Linked DNA regions of Homo sapiens: regions 1 and 2 are each linked to region 3. Evidence: chromatin loops called from intact Hi-C (ENCODE). Cell type or tissue: Caco-2. All regions are shown on one strand. Region 1 has its middle 36 kb from the start of TKT. Region 2 overlaps RFT1 (RFT1 glycolipid translocator homolog). Region 3 holds the start of LOC107986087 (a long non-coding RNA gene).

Region 1 (8,000 bases), 50 kb after region 3:
GCACAGGCCCAGCCAGCAGCCTGGTGAGCCCATCTACACTGGCTAGCCATGCCCCAAGGACCTGGGAGGCCTGGCTAACCCAAAGTAGAGGGACAGGAGGGGCAGCTGCCCTCACCTCCAGCCTGCCTGGCCTCTCCCAGGCCCACACAGCTTGTGAAGAAGAAGACGAGAGCCTGGGCAGCAGGCGCCGGGGCCTGGGCAGGATGAGGGAGGAGAGTCAAGAACCCTGACCCAGTCACCCAGACCCAGTCCGGGGACATCAAGGCTACAGGAAGCTGGGACATTCAGGAATCCCAGAGCTGAAAAACTCTGCCTCCTTTTTGGCGAGAAGACTTAGAGTATAATGTGCTTAGTGTAGGGCGTGCTTGGTGCGGAGTGTGCTGGAGGCCATCACTGGGTCCTCATGGGAGCCTGACGAACTTGTCATTTCTCCCTCAGCCCCTGCTCAGGAAATACGGGAAGCCAAGACAGTGCCTGAGGCCTGACTGGAGGCTGGTGTGGCCTGACCTGTCAGCTAGCAAGGCCTGGCGGTGCCTCATGGCATAGACAGCTGAGCAGGAGGGCAGCATGGCCCCCCAGCAGCCTAGGACAAACTTTCCTGGCACCAGGGAAAGCCCCTCCCACCCCTGCTGGTAAAGGGGATGCTGAGGCTACAATCCACACAGCCAGGAGCCGGGATGCAGCTGCAAGGAGGGCGTGCTGGTGACCCCTCACGTCCCTACCCACTTGGGCAAAGGCTGTGGCAGCTGAGCCTGATAGGGGCGGGCAGGGCTGGGGGCAAACTCCCCAGACCAAAACCACCCCCACCACCCTCTGCTCAGTACATGGGGCAGTCCTCTCCCCAAGCCTCAGTTTCCTCATTTGTTCAGTGGGAATCATGACGGCCTCACAAGGCTGTTGTGAGAATGAAATAAGAGAAGTGTTAATGCCTTTAGAACACTGCTAGGCAGATACGGGCTCAGAAGAAGTTGGAATTCCTAACCGTTCACAGGCAGGGCCACCTGGCTGGGGGGCGCCTTTGTCACTGTGCGTTGTGTGACTACAGACATTTAGGAAGCACAGACTTCTGCCCGTAGCAGCCCATGCTGGGCAGTCGGGGCCTGGCTCTCAGGGGTGGTGGCCCAGCACACAGCTGTTCAACTTGATCATAACTGTCCTTGACACAGCCCTGACCTGTTGGTTATCAGCTTCACTGTGATATAATTCACATAGCACACAATTCACCTATTTGAAGTATATTATTCAGTGGGTTTTAATATATTCACCAAGTTGTGCAACAACGCCACAGTCAATTCCAAAATATTTCCATCATCCCCAAAAGGAACCCTCTATCAGTCCTCTGCTGAGGGCCACACAGATGCCTCTTGCTGCAGAGCTGGGATCACAGCTGTCCCCTTGCTCCCACCAAAGGTCCCCTCCCAAGATGGGTGTGTGTAGGGCAGGATCTGGGTCCTGCCATGAAGGGAAAAAACCACTTCAAACAGCTTGTCCTGCTTTCCCACCTCAAGGGCGAGGCTCTGCCTGCAGGACCTGGGGCCCATGTGTCCTCGCTGGTCCTCTTTGGGAGGAGGAAGAGGGGAGAGGAGGGTGAAGGCTGTTGGCCACTGCGCTGGGTGGGATTCCAGAAACCGACGCTCAGGGATTGGGTTTTACGGACACACGGATCTGCAGTATGAATCATGAAAACACCAACACACAGAAAATGGGGAAAGGAACAGCACAGCAGAACATAATGTTGCTGACTACAGGCTCCTTCCCCTGCTCAGGGAGGACCCAAAGCTACGTCTCCTACCCCAGTCTTCACTCCAGAGAAGGGGGGTTGCCCAGACATGGCCCTAAGGGCAAGATGAGGAAAGTTTCTGAGTTGGGCCCAGGGGGTGCTGGCAACCCAGGTTGGACACCCAGGGCCTGTATTCACGCTGGTTTTGGTGGTTTATTCTAGGTCAGGCACAACCTTGGGAAGAATGAGCCCTTTGTTCCTGGTTCAGCTGGCAAGACAGGAAAGGGCTGCCCTAGGGTCCGGGGTCCTGCCGCTGCCCCACAGCCTGGGCCTGAAAGCTGCCGAAGCCCCAGTCAGCTCAAGCTGCCATGAGACAGTACCATAGGCTGGGTTGCTCAAGTAACAGAAGTGTGCTTCTCACTGTGCTAGAGGCTGGGAAGTCCAAAATCAAGATGTTGCCCCTTCAGTTTCCAGCAAGGCTCTCTTCTGGGCTTGCAGGTGGCCTTGCCTCTGTGTGTGCTGGGGGCAGGAAGATCGAGCCCTCTCTGGTGCGTCTTATAGTATAAGGACACTAATCCCATCAGATCAGGGCTTCACCCTTAGGACCTCGTTTAACCTTAGTTAACTTTTTACAGAACCTGTCTCCAAATACAGTCACATTAGGGGTTAGAGCTTCAAATTATGAATTTGGGTTTGGTTGGGGGCCACAGCTCAGTCCATAGCAGCCCTCAAATCTGCCAAGTTCACAGTTCACTTCTCTCCCAGGGGCACACTATTCTGGATGTCGGAACTTGAAGTATAAGAGAAAAATGAAACTATCTTGAGATTTAAATGAGAAGAGGGGGCTGGGTGCAGTGGCTCATGTCTGTAATCCCAGCACTTTGGAGGCCAAGGCAGGAGGATCACTTTTGCCCAGGAGTTCAAGACCAGCCTGACATCATGGAGAAACCCCATCTCTACACAAAATACGAAAATTAGCTAGGCAGCAGCATGCACCTGTGGTCTCAGCTACTCAGGAGGCTGAGGTAGGAGGATCACTTGAGCCTGGGAAATGGAGGTTGCAGGGAGCTGTGAGCACACCTCTGCACTCCAGCCAGGGCAACAGAGCAAGATCCTGTCTCAAAAAATAAATAAAAGCTAGAAAGAAGGAGGGTTCTTTAAAAAGGGAGCAGAGGCCGGGTGTAGTAGCTCACACCCGTAATCCCAACACTTTAGGAGGCCGAGGCAGGTGGATCACCTGAGGTCAGGAGTTTGAGACCAGCCTGACCAACATGGTGAAACCACGTCTCTACTAAACATATAAAAATTAGCCAGGCATGGTGGTGTGCACCTGTAATCCCAGCTACTCAGGAGGCTGAGGCACAAGAATCACTTGAACCTGGGAGGTGGAGGTTGCAGTGAACCAAGATGGCATCACTGCACTCCAGCCTGGGCGACAGAGCGAGACTCTGTCTCAAAAAAAAAAAAAAAAAAAAAAAGCAGAAACCCATCAGCAGGCCACTGAGCACCCCTCCACACACGTCCAGGTCCAGGGCAGGAGAAAACCCCAATCCCCCTCCTTGATCTGGGTCTCACCTCCCAACAACAACAAAGTTTCCAACACTGGCAAATGTGGGTTTCTGCCTCAAGTCTTCATCAAAGTACCTCAGGTAGTCTTAATTAGTACAGCAAGTTGTACATGGTATGTTTTTATGTTTTTAGTGATTTCAGATCTGAACATTCTATACGTATGTTTTTCACATGTTTTCACAGGAGGAAGGGACAACCAACCAGAGAGTTTTTGTTTTGTTTGTTTGTTTGAGACAGGGTCTCACTTTGTGGCTCAGGCTGGAGTGCTGTGGTGTGATCTTGGCTCACTGCAGCCTCGGCTCCAGGGCTCAAGTGAACCTCCCACCTCAGCCCTGAGTAAGCTGGGTCTACAGGTGTGCACCACCACACCCAGCTAATTTTTGTATTCTTTGTATACACAGGGTCACCCCGAGTAAGCTCGGTCTACAGGTGTGCACCACCACACCCAGCTAATTTTTGTATTCTTTGTATACACAGGGTCTCCCCATGTTGCTCAGGCTGGTCTCGAACTCGTGAGCTCAAGCAATCCACCAGTCTTGGCCTCCCAAAGTGCTCGGATTACAGGTGTGAGCTGCTGCGTCCGGCCTACTGACCAGAGTTTTAACAAAAACTTCCCATCCATACACCACACTTTAAATTCTGGAAGTTTCCATCTCCACTCCTGTATGTCTAAAAGACTGAGAAATCCCCGAACTGGATAAGGCGCTTTATCCCTTTAAGAGTTTAATTGGAGACAAGCAGAGACCTCTGCACATGCTTGAGCCCAGGTTCCCCAGGGGTGGGGGGTAAAGGGCTTTGACATTTCCACCCCACCAGGAATTTCATTTGAGCTGATCTCTGCAACATAGATCTCAGCAATTGCCTGTCCATTCATCCTCACAGGCCCACGTTGCATTGCTTTGCAGGCGGTAGTGGCCTGCATGGAAGAGGAGCCTGCAGCGCCACCTGTAGGGCTGGGGAGGGATGGACTCATGGACCAGAGATCCTGGCTGCAGCAGTGCCTCCTGGTCGTTGTCACACACAACTGAAACTGCAAGGTACATGCTGGGACAAAGATGTCAGGCTCACTCCCTGTGAGACTAGGCAGGGCTCTCTTCCAATGACACCGGAGTTCATTGATTTTACTTTTTCCTTATTTTATTTTTTCTAAATTTTATTTAATTTTATTTTTTGAGATAGTGTCTCACTCTGTTGCCTGGGCTGGAGTGCAGTGGCATGATCTCACTGCAGCCTCGACCTCCTGGGCTCTGGTGATTCTCCCACCTCAGCCTCCTGAGTAGCTGGAACTACAGGTACATGCCATCAAACCTAGCTAATTTTTGTGTTTTTTGTACAGATGGAGTTTCACCATATTGCCCAGGCTAGTTAAATTTTACTTTTTAAAAGGCTAAACTCGAACTCCTGGGCTCAAGCAATCCTCCCACCTCAGCCTTTCCAGTAGCTGAGACTACAAACGTGCGCCACCGCACCCAGTTTGCTTTTATTTATTTTTGAGACGGAGTCTCGCTCTGTCACCCAGGCTGGAGTGCAGTGGCGCGATCTCGGCTCACTGCAAGCTCCGCCTCCCGGGTTCACGCCATTCTCCTGCCTCAGCCTCTCCGAATAGCTGGGACTACAGGCGCCCACCACCACGCCTGGCTAATTTTTTTTTTGAATTTTTAGTAGAGACGGGGTTTCACCGTGGTCTCGATCTCCTGACCTCGTGATCCGCCCGCCTCGGCCTCCCAAAGTGCCGGGATTACAAGCGTGAGCCACCGCGCCCCGCCTGCTTTTATTTTTTATTGACACATAATAACTGTATATATTTATGGGTTACAGTGTGATATTTTAATACATGTATACAATGTTTAGTGATCAAGGTAATTAACATATCCATCACTTCAAACACTTATCATTTCTTTGTGTCAGAAAGATTCAAAATCCACTCTTTGGCTGGGTACAATGGCTCACGCCTGTAATCCCAGCACTTTGGGAGGCCGAGGCGGGCGGATCATGAGGTCAGGAGTTCAAGACCAGCCTGACCAACATGGTGAAACCCTGTCTCTACTAAAAATATAAAAAAAATTAGCCAGGCATGGTGGCTCGCACCTGTAATCCCAGCTACTCAGGAGGCTGAGGCAAGAGAATCACTTGAACCAGGGAGGTGGAGATTGCAGTGAGCCAAGATCGTGCCACTGCACTCCAGCCTGGGCAACAGAGCGAGACTTCATCTCAAAAAAAAAAAAAAAATCCATTCTTCTCGCTATTTTAAAATATAATTCAATAACAATAAATTGTTAATTATGGTCAGCCTACGGTGCTATGTAACACTAGGACTTATTCCTCTGACCTAGCTGTACTTTCATATCTGTTAACCAGCCTTTGGTGGTTTTACTTCCTAAATGATCCCAAACGTGCCACCTTCTGCCCTCATCCTGGTCCAGACCTCCATCATCTCTCCTGAGAGGGAGCAGTCAATGGCCTCCCAGTTGCCTCTTGATCTCCCTGCTCTCCCTGCTCATTCTCTACACAGCAGCCCCACAGAAACTTCTAGAACCTGACACAATGGCTCTTCTGCTCACACATCCCCACTCACACATGGCTGCCAGTGGATGAAGCCTTTTCTGACCCTTTCCAGCCTCATCTCAAATCTTCTCCTCCTCACTTCCCAGACCCCAGCTCTGGCCCAGCTCCTCTTAGTTCCTCAATGGTCTCTCTCACTTCCTCTTCTGCCTACCCACCACCCCCCAGTCTGAGTTGGTGCCCGAATGCTTAGGACTGAGGAAAACAAAAGTTGGTTTGGCAATAGGAAGAATGGTGACCCAAGATGGGAAAGAGAGGGCTGGATGGTATGGTGGGAAGGGGGGTCAGGAAAGGCTCCTGGGAGGAGAGGGCATCCAAGCCGAGGCTTCAGGTGTGGACTGGGGGTCTGAGAGTGAGCTGTGGGGGGCTGGGGTTGGAGTTGGGGTACCCATTCCAGGAGGAGTCCTATTTGGGTAACAGCAAACATCTAGTTTGACTAGAAGGCAGGTGTAGGGGACAATGAAATGAGTGTGGGAGACGGAGCCTTGAATGCCAGGGGACTAGAACCTGGTCAGTCACAGGGAATCAGATTCCAACCCCGGGTGGCCTCAGGCAAATCTCCCACCCATCAGAAGGGCCTCTGCTTCCTCACTGATAAGACAAGATATTGTTGGCAGGGCACTGTGGCTCATGTCTGCAATACCAATACTTTGGGAGGCTAAGGTGGGAGGATCGCTTGAGCCTGGGAGTTCAAGATCAGCCTGGGTGACCTGTTTCTACAAAAAATACAAAAATTAGCTGGATGTGGTGACGCACACCTGTGGTCCCAGCTACTCAGGAGGAGAGCTTGAGGTTGGGAGGTCAAGGCTGCAATGAGCCATGATTGAGCCACTGCACTCCAGCCTGGGCAACAGAGTGAGATCCTGTCTCAAAAAAAAAAGGCAGGATATTGTCACAGTCCCTACCTTACAGAAGATTGCACACTTTATAGCTCAAATAATACTCAAGCCAGATCTCAAGGTACTAAACACACATTTGGGATAGGGGTGATGGACAGGCAGAGACTTGAGCCAGGGCTGCCTGGTTAGCCACCCCGAGGGCCAGTCCCAGCTTCCTCACCAACCACTGAGAGATCCCAAGTATGTCCTGCCCTCTTTTGTCCTGGTGTCCCCAAGAGAGAGAAGAAACAGAGTCCCCAGGCATCTGGTAAGAGCCCAAAGCTGCCTGTCCCAGGCTCAAGATATCTCCAAGGAATCCTCCGAGGATTTTAAGGGTAAACTTAAAATTCCTGCAGATTTTGCACTCTGCTCTATAACATCCAGTTTTACTATAAAAATAATATTTTGCATCACTTATTCATAGATTTGGTATTATTCCTCCCTTAAATGTTCAATAGAATTCTCCAGTGAAGCCATCTAGGTCTGGAGTTTCCTTTGTGGGAAGGCTTTTAACTTCAAATCCAATTCCTTTCACAGACATGGGCTGATACGGTTTGGCTCTGTGTAGCCAAATCTCATTTCAAGTTGTAATCCCCACGTATCAGAGGAAGCACCAGGTGGGAGGTAATTGGATCATAGGGGCAGTTTCCCCCATGCTGTTCTCATGATAGTGAGTGAGTTCTCAGAGAGCCGATGGTTTTAAAGTGTGGCACTTCCTTGTTCTCACACTCACTCTCTCCTGCTGCCTTGTGAAGAAGGTGCCTGCTTCCCCTTCCCCTTCTGCCATGATTGTAAGTTTCATGAGGCTCCCATAGCCATGCAGAACTGCAAGTCAATTGAACCTCTTTCCTTTATAAATTACCCAGTCTCAGGCTTTTTTTTTTTTTTTTTTTTTTTTTTTTGAGACAGAGTCTTGCTCTGTTGCCCAGCTGGAGTGCGGTGGCACAATCTTGGCTCACTGCAGCCTCTGCCTCCCAGGTTCAATCAATTCTCCTCCCTCAGCCTCCTGAGTAGCTGGGACAATAGGTGCGTGCCACCATGCCCGGCTAATTTATTTTTAGTAGAGACGGGGTTTCACTACGTTGGCCAGGCTGGTCTCGAACTCCTGACTTCAAGTAATCTGCCCTCCTTGGTCTTCCAAAGTGATGGGATTATAGGTGCGCACCACCATGCCTGGCTAATTTTTTTATTTTTAGTAGAGACAGGGTTTCCTCATGTTGGCCAGGCTGGTCTCAAACTTCTGACCTCAGGTGATCCACCTGACTCAGCCT
Region 2 (8,000 bases), 160 kb after region 3:
GCCACCAGAGCTGCACACGTGATGATATTGCCACGTTGTCTCTGCTAAGACACTTCATGAGCTCCTCCATTCTGGGCACTTTCCCTTCTCTCCATGCTTGTTTGCTTGCCGGATGTAATGCACTCAGTTGTGGTAAGGCACATGCTGGATTTCTCCTTATTCCTCTTGTGATACTTGAAAAAGTAGTAAAATATGTGAGACTTAAGTCTCAGAATTCACAGAATCCTGTTATACAACTTTTCGAGAAAAACTAGATCCTATGTATCAAAGCCAGATATGTTCTCATTTGTGAGGTCAGAGTTCTCCATTCTGCTCAGCTAGATTTTACCTATAACCTAAACCAACAGGACGTTTTGGATACCACTGTGCCTCATCTACAGGCTTAGATGGTTAGGACTCAGGATCGCTTCTCTTGCCTAGAGCTTCTGCCCCCTGCCCCCAGAGCAGGTCCGAGAGTGCAGAAGAGTTCTTCTTCCCCTTAGTGTCTCCTGGTGCCCACCTGTACCAAGCCTGGCAGATTTTCATACTGGGCCTGTCCCTGTGCCCCAGCAGTATTTTGGGAAGGAACATTTGAACCATTAGTATAAGCAAAGAGAGAAGGTAAAGAAAAGAGTCTGCCAAGTGTTTATTAAACTCTGTGGTGGCCAGCTTGAGTGACATGGCAAGACTGTCTCTACAAAAAAAAAATTTTTTTAATTAGCTGGGTATAGTGGTGTGCACCTGTAGTCCCAGCTACTCAGGAGGCTGAGGTGGGAGGGTCGCTTGAGCACAGGTCAAGGCTGCAGTGAGCCATGATTGTGCCACTGCACTCCAGCCTGGGCAACAGAGTGAGACCCTGTCTCAAATAAATAACTAAATAAATAAAACCTGTGATGGGCTCAGAACTCTAAGCTTAGTTTCTTTATCTGTCAAATGGGGATAATAATAGTACCTCACTCCTAAGGCTGTTTTGAAGACCTGATGAGTTGGGGCATGTAAGGTCTTAACATTGTGGCCTGGCACAAGTGGGTATCCTTAAGTGACAACCGATATCACCACCGTCACACTGACACCCTGAGAGCAGAGCTGGCTCTACAGGGGCACCCTAGCTAGGCAGCTCTGATGTTATTGGTGTGGGAGCTCAGTGGTTTAATCTGGCAATATGCTCTGAAAGTACCCATGCCCAGACTGCGAGGACCCAAGCCCTGATCATGAGAAGGCTGTGTGTACCTGTCACACATAGTGATACTGTTCCCGCTGACATACAGTAAGAACATGGCGCCATGCTTGGTGCCATCAGGGATACAGACATGTAGGAGAGGTGATTCCTGGGCCTCAGGGAGGTTCCTGTGGGCTTGAGAGGCACCTGATATAGATCTGAAGCCTGTGGGACTCTCCCCAGACCTCAGGGTCTTCATTTTTAAAGTGAGATTGTTGGCCTACGTGACCTGTGAGGCCCCTCTGAAGACTTCAGGAGTTCCATGAAAGTATTTGAACCTTGACAAAGAGCCATTTACAATAACTGCCATTGACTGCATGTTTTGTGCCATGCACTACACCAAGCACTTTACATGGATTTTGTGTTTAATTCTCTTAGTAATGTATGAGATAAATACTGTTAGCTCCATTTTACAGACAAGAAAACTGAGGTTCAGAGGAGTTAAGTGACTAATCCAAAATCACATAGCTGGTTTTGGACCCACTTCTCTCCACCTTTTGCTGGGGACTAGCTTTAGACTGTGGCTTACCCCTATGTTATGTAGCCTTCCAAAAGAAATTGGCTTATTGCCCATAGTAGTTATTGTTTACATAAAGATTAGGAAGTTCCAGGTGGAACAATTCATAATTCAGGTTTATTATTTTAAAAAGAAGCCCGGGCATGGTGGCTCACACCTGTAATCCCAGCACTTTGGGAGGCTGAGCGGGCAGATCACTTGAGGTCAGGAGTTGGAAACCAGCCTGGCCCACATGGTGAAACCCCGTCTCTACTAAAAATACAAAACAGTTAGCTGGGCATGGTGGCATGCGCCTGTAATCCCAGCTACTTGGGAGGCTGAGGCAGGAGAACTGCTTGAACCCAGGAGGTGGAGGTTGCAGTGAGCTGAGATCGCACCACTACACTCTAGCCTGGGCAACAGAGCAAGACTCTGTCTCAAAAAAAAAAGAGAAAGAAAAAAAGAGGCTGGGTGTGGTGGCTCAAGCCTGTAATCCCAGCACTTTGGGAGACCGAAGTGGGAGGATTGCTTGAGCCCAGGAGTTTGAGACCAGCCTGGGAAACATGGTAAGAACCCGTCTTTACAAAACATGTAAAATTTAGCTGGGCATGGTGGCACATGCCTGTGATCCCAGCTACTCTGGAGGCTGAGGCAGGAGGATCACTTGAGCCCTGGAGACTGAGGCTACAGTAAGCTGTGTTCATGCTACTGCACTTTAGCCTGGGCGACAGAGTGAAACCCTGTCTCAAAAAAAAAAAAAAAAAAAAGAAATGAGATGATTCTGAATGCATGAACGCAGTGTATGACTTTACCATGAGCAGCATGCCTGACTTGACTCCCCAGAGCAGCTTTCTGCACTGGGGACTTCCTTAATGGAAGCTGGTCAAATAATTATATTTACTATCAATTTGACTTAATTGTAAGATTTCCCTTCCTGTTCTTGTAGAATTCCATCTTCTTTAAAGATGCTTATTTAACCTTATAATAAATTAATGATACTTCAAATAATGGCTTCCGTTTATATTCATTGACATTTCTGAGGGATTTAATATGAGAGATATGCTAATATTTAAGTAAAGCTGAGGAATTTGACTCAGCAAGCATGTATTAAACATTATTATATGTTAGGCACTGTACCAGGTGCCCTGAGTGAGGCCCCTACCCTCAGAACTTGCATGGTGATGGAGAGATAGGATCTGTACTCAACTATGCTATAGGACAGTGTGTGTCTAGCGTTATCAAAATAGAAGCACAGAGGAAGGACTGCTGAATTCCATCTAGGAACATCAAGGAAGGCTTCACGGAGGAAGCTTCTTTTGTGCTGGACTTTGACACATGGGTGGGCAGAGGTTAAATGTATATGTGTGGTAGAGATGGGCATTCGTGACCACAGAAGGAAAGAAAATTTGCTCAGTGCTTGTTACCTGCCCATCATTGTGTTGGAATTGGGAATGTAGAGATGACTGGGGTACTTAGGTTGGCTGGAAAATGGGGGAAGGGAGAGAAAGGAAAAGGTGGCGGGAAGTTATGAAGGGAAGTAAACCTGGCTGCCAGGCTAGGGTCAGGTGGCAGTGGCCTCAGTGCTATGGAGCTTGGGTTTAATTCAGGGGCAGTGGAGCCTAATGAAAGGTTTTTGAACAGCACCATGATCAAACTGTCTGTATTGAGGAGCTTGCCGTCTCTTACAGAGTTATAGTGTCTTATTTTTTTTCATTCAGTCCTCATACTGGCTCCATGAGACAGGACTTCTTATCCCATTTTGCAGATGAGAAAGCCAAGGCTTAGCAAAATTAAGTATCTTGTTCACGGCGACATTTACACTAATAATTCAAGGAACTGCAGGTCGAGCCCCAATCTCCAAGCTTGACTCCAAAGCCTGAACCTGCAATGAGAAGGATAGGCTAGAGAAAGAGTAAGAAGCAAAAAAAGCTCATTGGGAGCCTGTGGCAATTGTCCAGGTGAGGAGTAAGGACAGGGGGAGGATGGATGAAAGTGGGAGGATGGATAAAGCTGGGGCAGCATCAATAGCCCCAGAGTGACTGGGATAGGTGGAGCAAGAGGGAGAGGAAGGAGTGCTCTGTAGGGTGGAGGAGGTGACAGAGGGCAGTGGACAGGATGGTAGCCCCACACTCACCAGTGACTCTTGTCATTGTGGTAAGGATGTGGCTGATCATATCATCCTGAGTCAGAAGAGTTTGGGAAGTGGACGAGTGACTCAGGTGAAAGTGTGATGAGCCTCTGAGTTCTGATTCCAGACCTTCCCTGGAGTTACCATCCATCACCTTTTACCACCTTAGCCGCCATTTCTCCGTTAGTACAGTGAGGGCAGTGGAATGGCTTGTTGGTCAGGGTATTCCAGGGAAATTCCTGGCTATTTAGATCAGCTCATCAGTACCAACCCAGCTATTGTGAAATAGGCCTCTTTTGACCGCCCCAAGTGACACCTCCATTCTGAACCTCCATTCTGAATAGAATGGTAACAGTCCACCATATGCTTCCTCTCTCCCACCACTCAGCCCCTGCCTGCAGAAGCCGCATCTCAGATTGGATTTCCTGCCTCTGTGTCCTTAATGAGCACTTTTAGTAAGTGGTGTCACCATTCCTTCTGAACCACAGGCCCATTTAAACCAAAGGCATTAGGAAAATCAAGTATGAGCTCTCAGATTAGGTACACCATCATGATCTCATTCTCCCAAAGAACTTTGTCTTTAAAGAGCTCAATCATCTTCCCAAATCCATTCACAACCTGCAGGCAAACAGGCATCACGAGAGCCTCATGACAAGCAGCAGCCTTCGTTTCCTTTTAAAAGGGGACAGGTCCTGCTTTGCTGACCCCTGGGAGGACCACCACAGCATGGCAAGGGGTGAGGAGCAGTGTGAGAGAGAGAAGGTGCTGAAGCCGGCTGTGGTCAGAATCCAAGTCTGAAGATGACGTGGTCCCCAGTGCCCCCTAGTGGTAGGAAGTTGTCTGGTGCTCTTTGTTCCGGGGAAAGGAGATGGCCTGTTTTAAACATCTTGTGGCCCAATTTCCTTCTCATCAGGGAAGATTTACTCCTGGGCTAAAGAGATAACCTGGCATCTGCTCTAGGTTCTCTGATTCCCTGAGGGCTGCACTGTTTGGGAGGATTCACACTTGCACTCCCTGTGTCTGGAAAAAAGGCTCAGAAACCAAGGAGTAAAGAGAATGGGGGCTAGAAGTGATCCTTGCTTTCAGAGGTGCTCTAGGCTTGCCCTGTCCCAAATGTTAGCCACCAGCCACATGTGGCTATAGAGCATTCTGGAATATGGCTAGTCTGAATTCAGATGAGTCATAAATGCAAAATACATATTGGATTTCAAAGTCTTAATATGAAAAAAAATATTTTTTACAGGGATTACTTGTTGAAATGATAATATTTTGGTTAAATAAAATATATTAAAATTAATTTCACTTGTTTCTTTTTCCTGTGCACTGTGGCTGCTAGAAAATTTAACATTACATTTCTACTGGATAGCATTGCTCTTCACGGATGGGCTTTCTGCCCAGAACAGGGGCCCACATGACTGAGACAGGTTCCAGGCCTGCCCTTGGGCCCACTTCCAGAGCTGTGGCTGACCTTTTGGAGAGGTAGAGTGGGCTTGGCCTTTGTAATTCAGCCCTCCCCTCCCAAAAAGCCCTCTGAAATCCTACCATTGAGAAGTAATCACTTTGGATAATCACTACTTTTCAAAATGCAAGTACCCTAGGATTAAGAACCTAACATCAACCAGGCATGGTGGCTCATGCCTGGAATCCCAGTACTTTGGGAGCCGAGGTGGGAGGATTGCTTGAGCCAGGAGTTTGAGACCAGCCTGGGCAATGCAGCAAGACCCTCATCTCTACAAAAATTTTAAAAATGAGCCAGGCATGGTGGCACACACCTGTAGTCCCGGCTATTCTGGAGGCTGAGGGGGGAAGATGGCTTGAGCCCAGGAGTTTGAGGTTATAGTGAGCTATGATCATGCCACTGCATTCCAACCTGGGTGATAGAGTGAGACCCTGTTTCTAAAACAAAACAAAACAAAAAACCAAACACCTAGTCTAAATATTCTGGGATCCCAGGGTGCCTACAAGATAGAGGAGGGGGCCCCAGAGAGAACTGTGGGAGGTAGAAAAACAGGAGTCAGAGGATACCGAGCTCCCTGGCTGCCTTGCTCTTCCATTTTGTGCTCAGCTCCCTGGCTTTGAGGCCACCTGTCTCTTAATAGGTTGACCTCTACCCTACCTAAGTGTTTCCTTGTCCTTAGGAAATGGGCCATTTGGTGCCGCTGGGAGTTTTATTTATTTATTTATTTTTGAGCCAGATTTTCGCTCTGTCATCCAGGCTGAAGTTCAGTGGTGCCATCTTGGCTCACTGCAACCTCTGCCTTCCAGGTTCAAACGATTCTTGTGCCACAGCCTCCCAAGTAGTTGAGATTACAGACACGTAGCACCACGCCCAGCTAATTTTTGTATTTTTAGTAGAGATGGGGTTTTTGCCATGTTGGCCAAGCTGGTCTCAAACTCCTGGCCTCAAGTGATCCACCCACCTCAGCTTCCCAAAGTGTTGTGATTATAGGCGTGAGCAACCTCGCCTGGCCTGGAGTTTTAGAAGAGTCATATCAGAAATTTTATTTTCTCCGTTCCTCTGTCATACCCATTCTGAGTGGTTTACCTGACCTGCGAAGGCTAAATTTCTTTTGTAATGCAGAAGGGCAGCTCCTATACTTTGTGTAAAAGGGCCCTGGATGGCTGAACATAGCATTACAATGTGCAGTATATGGAGCAGAATTTCTTCTGCAGCCTGGCATGCTTTAGACAGTTTTTAAGGAAAGAACAAACTGTGAGCTGTACGTGTTAGCTGTGGTCAGTGTACTGTGTGGGCCCCCAAGGGACAGCAGCAATTCTTTAGGGGTCTCAGTATATGAGTCTTGGGCAGGCCCTTACAGACTTTGGCTTTGTGTTTAGTAATGTAAATTCTTCTCCAGTGTTTGTGAGATGCCTTCTGTGTGCTTAGCATTGGATGAGGATTCAGTGGAGACTATCCAAGTTGGGATTTAGAGACCAGATTGCATTTGCCTCTCATGTAGCATTGCATTCTTAGACTTGCAACGCCTGTGATGTTTTTGTTTTGTTTTGTTTTCTCTTCTAGGCGTTTATAAACTGGAAAGAGGCTAAACTGACTTGGAGTTTTTTCAAACAGTCTTTCTTGAAACAGATTTTGACAGAAGGTAAGTAGACGGTCACTCTGAATCGTCGGGAGACCATAGTAGAAGGGGATTTCATAGGACTGCCAATTACCTGGGTCCAGACCACCTGTCCAGAGCCTCTGGGGCAGAAGAATTTCAGAAATGGGAGGAGGGGGCTTAATACGGAGAGAGAAACCAACGTCTGTTTAGTTTGATGCTTTACTTAGTGGTCTAATTTAAATCTCTCCACAGCCTTATAAGAAACATATTGTTCCCCTTCATCATGGATGAGGAAACTAAGGGTCAGTGAGGTTGCAGAATTTCTTTAGGGTTTTATAGTAACAAGGAACAGCTTAACTGGGATCCAGGTCTAACTCCAAAACCCCATGTTATATGATTTTTATGAATTTATTATGAAAGTATTATATCAGTTACATAAAAGTATTTTTATCATTTTTTTTTTTTTGAGATGGAGTCTTGCTCCGTCGCCCAAGCTGGAGTACAGTGGTGCTATCTTGGCTCACTGCAAGCTCCACCTCCCAGATTCATGCAATTCTCCTGCCTCAGCCTCCTGAGTAGCTGGGACTATAGGTGCCCACCACCACACCCAGCTAATTTTTTTGTATTTTTAGTAGAGACGGAGTTTCACCGTGTTAGCCAGGATGGTCTCGATCTCCTGACCTTGTGATCCGCCTGCCTCAGAGTGCTGGGATTACAGGCGCGAGCCACCACACCCAGCCTTTTTATCATTTTATATCATTTATTTATATCATTTTATTTTCTTCTTCTTCTTTTTAAAAATTATGTCAATTCCCTAATCCTGGATTTATTTTCTTAAACAACAAAATGCACTTGTATGAGAGTTTGGTCAGACTTTGGTCCTTTCAGTTTACCTACGACAGAGCTCTCAATGTGGAGGGCCAGCAAGGGGCTGGAAGCACATTTAGTTTTTGTATGTATATGTGTTGGTTTACTTATACCCAGCTTTAATTTAAAAAGTGAGATTTAAGACAGCTGTAAGTTGCTGAAGGTAGTAGTTTCTCTCTTCATATATATTTCATATCCATATACCTATTACTGAATGTATTTTTAATCTTTTCAAAAATTTTCTTTTAATTA
Region 3 (8,000 bases):
GCCTCACTCTGTTGCCCAGGCTGGAGTGCAGTGGCGCGATCTCGGTTCACTGCAACCATACCTCCCAGGTTCAAGCAATTCTCCTGCCTCAGCCTCTCAAGTAGCTGGAATTACAGGTGCACACCACCATGCCAGGCTGATTTTTGTATTTTTAGTAGAGACGGATTTACATCATGTTGGCCACACCGGTTTCAAACTTCTGACCTCAAGCAATCCATCCACCTTGGCCTCCCAAAGTGCTGGGATTACAGGTGTGAGCCACTGTACCGGGCCGAGAATTGGTTGTTAAAAGGAGCCTGGCACCTCCTCTCCTCTCTCTTGCCTCCCCCTTACCCTGCGATCTGCACGGACCACCAGCTCCCCTTCCCCTTCTGCCATGAGTGGAAGCTTCCTGAGGTCCTTGCCGGAAGCAGATGCTGGCTCCATGCTTCTGGCACAGTCTGCAGAACTGTGAGTCCAACAAGCCCCTCTTGTTTATTAATTCCCCAGCCTCAGGTGTTCCTTTATAGCAACACAGACTAAGTCAGTACATTCTCATTGATGCCTCCCCCGAGAGGCAGAGCTTATTCCGAGTGTAGCCTCCCAGAAGGGCCACAGTGCACACCTGTGCACACGTGCACACACACACAACACCAACTTCCTGTCACCCCAGGAAGGGACAGGAGCATTGGTTGTGGCAGGACGGATGTCAGTCCTTTAGTCTGAAGGGGCCCCAGATGGCCCCAGGCCCAGAATGTGGAGCCGGGAAGGTCGCCATGATCCACAGGGCAGCTGTTTTCCTACCAGGTCCCAGTCACCCCAGAACGGTGGTTCTGGCCTTGCCTGAGTCCCAGGGAAGCTCTAGGAGGCACCCTCTGCAGGCCGCTTCCCATCTTCTGTGGTGTCTCTGAGTCGGCAGTGGAGCTCTGGCTTCTGAAGCAGGTGCAAAGTCTGGGCCCCTACACAGTTTTGCTACACAAGCCCCATTTTGCTGTGTCTCTGACGTGTCCCTGCCCCTCAGAGTCTGCCCCTTCCAGGCCAGGTGTCCTTCCCTGAATAGAGCTTTCTAGCATGCTCTCCCCATCTCGCTGGCACTGAGAGGCTTCCCTAACTTCTGTCTGACGCCCTCCAGCCCGGCCCTCAGATGGGAAGGGGACCCTGGCCATGGTGTGCGGACCATCGCTCCCATTTAATGTGGGTCCTGCACAAGAGGCCTCAGCTCCACTGGACACCTCCACTCTTTTTAAAAAATATTTTATAAATCCTTCTTTGCTATCTTAACCTGGAATTCATAGATAATATAACTTATGGCTATACACACAATTTCTTCTTTTGTAAAACAGATCTTTTGTAAGAAGGAGCTTCTATTTTTTTCCTTTCATTTTTTTTTTCTTTACAAAAAACAAAACAGTCAGCCATGGTGGCTCATGCCTACAATCCCAGTACTTCAGGAGGCCGAGAGGGGAGGATCACTTGAGCCCACTGCACTCCAGCCTGGGCAACAGAGCAAAGTAAAAATAAAAAGGCTTGGCCAGGCAGGGTGGCTCACGCCTGTAATCCCAGCACTTTGGGAGGCCAAGGCCGGTGGATCACCTGAGGTCAGGAGTTTGAGACCAGCCTGGCCAACATGGTGAAACCCCATCTCGACTAAAAATACAAAAATTAGCTGGGCTTAGTGGTGGGCGCCTGTAATCCCAGCTACTAGGGAGGCTGAGGAAAAAGAATTGCTTGAACCCAGGAGGCAGAGGTTGCAGTGAGCCAAGATCATACTACTGCATTCCAGCCTGGGTGACAGAACAAGACTCTGTCTCAAAAAAAAAAAAAAAAAAAAAAGAATTTTTGAAATGATTTTTTGTACACACAATTTTAAAATAATATTCTCTAATTGTAATATAAAGGAGAAACGTTAATAATGAAATGTTTCATATTAAATATGTATGGGGCACACCTGTAGTCCCAGCTACTCAGGAGGCTGAGGCAGGAGGATTGCTTGAGCCCAAAAGTTCAAGTCTAGCATGGGCAGCATAGAAAGACTCTGTTTTAATATGGAAATGCTTGGGCACAGGTACACAGGTACACAAATTCCCAAAATACCCCATAGAGGACCTCCGGTCTTCCCTCTGAAACCTCTCCATACATCGCTGAAAAGCATGCTACTCTCCCACATAACATCTGTGGAGGAGCCAGCCACAGTGGCTCACGCCTGTAATCCCAGCACTTTGGGAGGCAGAGGTGGGTGAATCACTTGAGCTCAGGAGTTTAAGACCAGCCTGGGCAACATGGCAAAACCCATCTCTACCAAACATACACACACACACACACACACACACACACACACACACACACACAAAGCCAGATGTGGTGGCATGCACGTATAGTCCCAGCTACTCGGGAGGCTGAGGTGGGAGGATCACTTAAGCCCAGGAGGTCAAGGCTGCAGTGATCTGTGTTCACACCACTGCACTCCAGCTTGGGTCTCGAAAAAAAAAAAGAGTCGGCCAGGCGCGGTGGCTCACGCCGGTAATCCCAGCACTTTGGGAGGCTGAGGCAGGCGGATCACTTGAGGTCATGAGTTTGAGACCAGCCTGGCCCACATGGTGAAAGCTTGTCTCTACAAAAATAAAATTAAATTAACATAAAAAGAATACATATTGAAATGAATGTATTTCCTCAATCCCCTCTTCACCCATGCCAGCTAGACACAGACACAGTTTTGTTGCAGAAAATTCTGTTATTTCAAAACTGGCTGTCACCCCCTCCTTGGCGCCTTCCCAGATCAACAACCTCAGCAGGCAATTGTTTGTACAAATCACTGGACAGTGCGGTATAAACACGTGCTGCTGGGGCATCCAGCACCTGTGCCCAACACATAGACCCTGGTAAATGAAGTGTTGAGTGAAATCAGAGGACCAGTGATGGCAAAACCACTTCCCTGCCCTGACCAGATAGCCAGCAGCAGCACTTTTCTTTTTGCACAGTAGCATGGAACAAACGCTTTTTTTTTTTTTGGTGATGGAGTCTTGCTCTGTTGCCCAGGCTGGAGTGCAGTGGCGCCATCTTGGCTCACTGCAACCTCCACCTCCCAGGTTCAAGCGATTCTCCTGTCTCAGCCTCCCAAGTAACTGGAACTACAGGCACCCACTACCACGCCCAGCTAATTTTTGTATTTTTAGTAGAGACGGGGTTTCACCATATTGGCCAGACTGGTCTCGAACTCCTGACCTTGTGATCCGCACACCTCGGCCTCCCAAAGTGCTGGAATTACAGGCGTGAGCCACCGCACCTGGCCTAACAAATGCTTTTCTGATGCCTTGTCCAAGTCACTAGAACAGGATGGCTGACTGGGTGCCCTTGCTAATTCTGGAGGCAAGGATGGGAAGAGAGAGAGTAAAAGTCATGTGTCTGGGGGCCAAAGAACCCTGGTTTGGGAAGTGAGATATCTCCTCACTCACTTTCTCAGGTGACCTTACAAGGGAAGTGCTCCTGATGGTTTCAGGTTTTCCAGGAGGAGCTGTGGCTCACAGTGGTTAAGCAACCCCTCTGTGAGCCACTCTCTGGAGCTTTTTAGTCCTACTCTAAGAAGCCAGTTTCACTCTCAGCTGTTCAACAACCAGCCCAGGAGAAAATCCACTTAACCTCCCCACGACACAAAACAAAAGCTTTAATATTTAATACCCACTGGAACAAAATAGCTCCTTCCACCACCCCAGCCTTGCTCAGGGAAACCCAAGAGGTACCAGAAAAGGGGACAAGGATGAAGATCTCTCCCTACTGCGTCCTGCAGACTGTGCAGGAGGAGCCCCTAAGAGTGTCCTGTCTGTCACCAGCACCGCCCCTGCCCAGCCCAGCCTGTCCAGCGCCCCTGGGCAGGAGTTGACAGGGGCTGTAGGGCGTTGCTGGAAAGCAGCTCCTGCTCCTCACACTAGGAGGTACCCAGGCCTACGGCAGTGCCACACAGAGCCTGACCGCACTAGTCAAAAAGTGCAAGTCACAATGACTCGGCATGTTTTCTTTATGCACAAGGAAAGCAGGCCCGGCAGGGCTTGGCTGGCCTCACACTGGCACTTACCTCCGAGGAGTTCCAGGCCTCTCCAGCCCCAGGCCTTCTAGGGTGAGTCAGAGGGCCAACAATCCAGTCTGGCCCTGGGATTGGCCAGGGACAAGCAGGGTCATGTCTGCAGGGGCGACCAGAAAAAAACCCTCTCTCCTGGAGGCACAGTGCTAGATGGAGGGAAAGCACAAGTATTGTTTGTTGCAGTATAAAAGCAGAAGTATTGCAAACATCCAACCAAAGGGGGACAGTGGTTCAACTTCCTCTGTGCCAGTAGTAATCCTAGGGTAGAAAAGAATGTGGACTCACGTGGGGAAAGACGCACAACCTGTGGAGCATTAACATCTTTATTTAAAATATTGATGCAGACAGGCGGATCACCTGAGGTCAGGAGTTCAAGATCAGCCTGGCCAACATGACAAAAACCCGTCTATACTAAAAATACAAAAATTAGCCAGGTATGGTGGCACACGCCTGTGTACCAGCTACTTGAAAGGCTGAGACAGGAGAATCACTTGAACCTGGGATGCAGAGTTTGTGCAGTGAGCCGAGATTGCGCCCCTACACTCCAGCTTGGGTGACAGAGTGAGACTCCAACTCCAAAAAAAAAATGAGTAAAATAAAATATTGGGCCAGGCGCAATGGCTCACGCCTGTCATCCACGCACTTTGGGAGGCCAAGGTGGGTGGATCACGAGGTCAGGAGTTTGAGACCAGCCTGGCCAACATGGTGAAACTCCGTCTCTATTAAAAATTCAAAAAAATTAGCCGGGCGTGGTGGTGGGCACCTGTAATCCCAGCTACTGGGAGGCTGAGGCAGGAGAATCACTTGAACACAGAAGGCGGAGGTTGCAATGAGCCGAGATTGCACCACTGCACTCTGGCCTTGGTGACTGAGCGAGACTCCGCCTCTAAATAAATAAATAAAAGAAACACCTAGGTTAGTGTGTGATTGAATAACTGGGTACTAGTCTAGCCAAATTGACACATAAAACTGACCATCACAGTATTTTTGTTAAATTTCCAAATTTTCTACATGGAATATGTGTTACTTGTATAATATTTTTTAAAAAGCAATAAGTGACAAAACCACCGTAATGAGGTAACACTTTGCACCCACTAGGATGCTTCAGGTAAAAAAGATACAACAACAGGCCGGACGTGGTGCTCACGCTTATAATTCCAGAACTTTGGAAGGCTGAGGCGGGCAGATCACAAGGTCAGGAGCTTGAGACCAGTCTGGCCAATATGGTGAAACCCTGTCTCCACTAAAAATACAAAAAAATTAGCTGGGCATGGTGGTGGGTGCCTATAGTCCCAGCTACTCTCAGGAGGCTGAGGCAGGAGAATCGCTTGAACCCAGGAGGCAGAGGTTGCAGTGAGCCAAGATTGCGCCACTGCACTCCAGCCTGGGTTACAGAGCAAGGCTCCATCTCAAAAAAAAAAAAAAAAAATACAACAACAACTGTAGACAAAGTCATGGAGAAACTGGAACCCTCATTCATCACTGGTGAAACTGTAAAATGGTGGGGCCACTTTGGAAAATAGTTTGGCAGTTCCTCAAATGGTTAGATGACCGTTTGTAGAATTGCTGTATGACCCAGCAATTCCATTCCTGTGCATATACCCAAGATAACTGAAAACACAGGTCCACAAAAAAATGTTTATATCACCATTCAAAGCAGCATTATTCATAATAGCAAAGAAGTGGAAAAAAACCAAATGTCCGTGAACTGATGAATGGGTAGGAATATTGTGGCATATCCACAGGATGGAAAATTATTTATCAACAAAAGGAATAAAGTACTAATACAAGCGACAAGGCGGATGAACCTTGAAAACATCACACTGAGTGAAAGAAGTCAGACACAAAGATCACAAATTGCAATGGTGCCATTTATATGAAATATCCAGAATAGGCAAATCCATAGAGACCACAAGTAGATTCCTGGTTGCCTGGAATGAGGAAGAGGGAAAAATAGGGAACTATCAATGAGTACAGGTCTCTTTTTCTGGGTGGTAAAAATGTTCTAAAACTAGGCCAGGTGTGGTGGCTTACATCTGTAATCCAAGCATTTTGAGAGGCTGAGGCCAAAGAATCACTTGAGTGCAGGAGTTCAAGTCAAGTCTGGGCAACATAGGGACACCCTGTTTCTACAAATAATAAAAAAAACTGGCTGGGCATGGTGGCTCACACCTTTGCTGTCAGCAACTCTGGAGGCTGAGGTGGGAGGATGGTTTAAGCCCAGGAGGTCAAGGCTATGGTGAGTCACTGTACTCCAGCCTGGGCAACAGAGAGACCCTGTCTCAAAAAAAAAAAAAAAAGAATAAGTTCTAAAATTAGGTAGTGCTTAGAAGTGCACAAGCTGCACAATCTGTGAATATACCTATGGTATAATACAAAATATATTTGGTCTTTTTAGATTTGTTTAATTTTTAAAGATTTTTTATTTTTATTTTATATATATATATTTTTGGAGACGGAGTCTTGCTCTGTCGCCCAGGCTGGAGTGCAGTGGCGTGATCTCGGCTCACTGCAACCTCCGCCTCCCGGGTTCAAGTGATTCTCCTGCCTCAGCCTCCCAAGTAGCTGGGACTACAGGAGCACGCACTGCCACACCCGGCTAATTTTTTTCGTATTTTTAGTAGAGACAGGGTTTCACCATGTTGCCCAGGCTGGTCTTGAACTCCTCGGCTCAGGCAATCTGCCTGCCTCAACCTCCCAAAGTGCTGGGATTAGAGGTGTGAGCCACCACGCCCGGCCTAATTATTATTTTTTAAGAGACAGAATCTTGATCTGTCACCCAAGCTAGAGTGCAGTGGCACAATCATAGCTCATTGCAGCCTCGAACTACTGGGCTCAAGCAATTCTCCCACCTCAGCCCCTGGAGTAGACACTTGGCTAATTTTTTTTTTTTTTTTTTTTTTTTTTGAGACGGAGTCTCGCTCTGTCACCCAGGCTGGAGTGCAATGGTATGGTCTCGGCTCACTGCAACCTCTGCCTCCCGGATTCAAGCAATTCTCCCACCTCAGCCTCCTGAGTAGCTGGGACTACAGGCGTGTGCCATCACGCCTGGCTACTTTTTGTGTTTTTAGTAGAGACAGGGTTTCACTATGTTGGCCAGGCTAGTCTCGAACTCCTGACCTCATGATCTGCCCGCCTCGGCCTCCAGAGTAATGGGATTACAGGCATAAGCCACCATGCCCAGCCCAAATTTTCTTTATCCTTTCATCCTTTGGTGGATGCTTAGGTTACTTCCATATCTTTTTTTTTTTTTTTCCTTTTTTTGAGAGAAAGTCTTGCTCTGTCACCCAGGCTGGAATGCAGTGGCACGATCTTGGCTCACTGCAACCTCTGCCTCCCAGGCTTAAGCGATTCTCATGCCTCAGCCTCCCGAGTAGCTGGGATTACAGGCACGCGCCACCACACTCAACTAATTTTTATATTTTTAGTAGAGATGGGTTTTTGCCATGTTGGCCAGGCTGGTCTTGAACTCCTGGCCTCAAGTGATCTGCCTGCCTCTGCCTCCCAAAGTGCTGGGATTACAGGCATGAGCCACTACACCCAGCCTGCTTCCATATCTTGATGAAATATATTTAGTATTTGTCCCTAGTTCCTGTCACAGGGCTGAAAACCCTTGGAATTTGCTTAGCAGAAGGCATGTCTTTTGTTACTCATAAGCCACTCTTTGATCACACCTGCGTTTATGCTAACACAGTGACTTGGGGTGAGGCCTCTAGATAGGCTCGGGATGGGGCAGTCACCAGAAAGACCAAGTAATTAGAGGATTAGAGGTCTGGAACTTTCAGCTCCCTCTCCCCGCATACCTCACCCTATCTGTCTCTTCATCTGGCTATTTCTCTGATTCCTTTGTAATATCCTTTATAATAAACGGGTCATTATAAGTAAAATGTTTCCCTGAGTTCTGTGAGCCACTCTAGCAAGTTAATTGAACCAGGGACGGGATCTT

Evidence for each region. Hi-C counts contacts between places; a loop is a spot of excess contacts. Peaks named below come from ENCODE experiments on the same cell type or tissue, not always from the same donor. Only the 100,000 strongest peaks of a DNase experiment are listed, where the experiment ranks them.
Region 1: a loop joins it to region 3, with 2.6 times the contacts of the local background. A loop is called at or near these places in 13 of 110 quality-filtered maps.
Region 2: it touches region 3 in a loop (2.9-fold over the local background); 2 of 110 quality-filtered maps call a loop at or near these places.

The regions. Positions count from the first base shown.
Region 1 is chr3:53,216,314-53,224,313 of GRCh38, reverse strand. No RefSeq gene overlaps it. Among named protein-coding and RNA genes, the nearest start is that of TKT, 36 kb to the left of the region's middle. RefSeq lists a silencer at 4,335-4,384. In Caco-2, a CTCF peak has its summit at 4,242 (motif pointing left); a DNase peak (open chromatin) is centred at 4,233.
Region 2 is chr3:53,110,753-53,118,752 of GRCh38, reverse strand. RFT1 (RFT1 glycolipid translocator homolog) reads left to right here. Exons shown (of 13, transcript NM_052859.4): 7 at 6,845-6,923. Among named protein-coding and RNA genes, the nearest start is that of RFT1, 16 kb to the left of the region's middle. RefSeq lists an enhancer at 3,220-4,419. In Caco-2, a CTCF peak has its summit at 4,673 (motif pointing left); a DNase peak (open chromatin) is centred at 4,612.
Region 3 is chr3:53,266,229-53,274,228 of GRCh38, reverse strand. LOC107986087 (a long non-coding RNA gene) reads right to left here and starts at 4,255. Exons shown (of 4, transcript XR_001740702.3): 1 at 4,049-4,255. RefSeq lists enhancers at 278-830, 1,926-2,811, 3,429-4,628 and a cis regulatory region at 3,475-4,351. In Caco-2, no CTCF peak of the experiment used is centred here; DNase peaks (open chromatin) are centred at 4,048 and 7,728.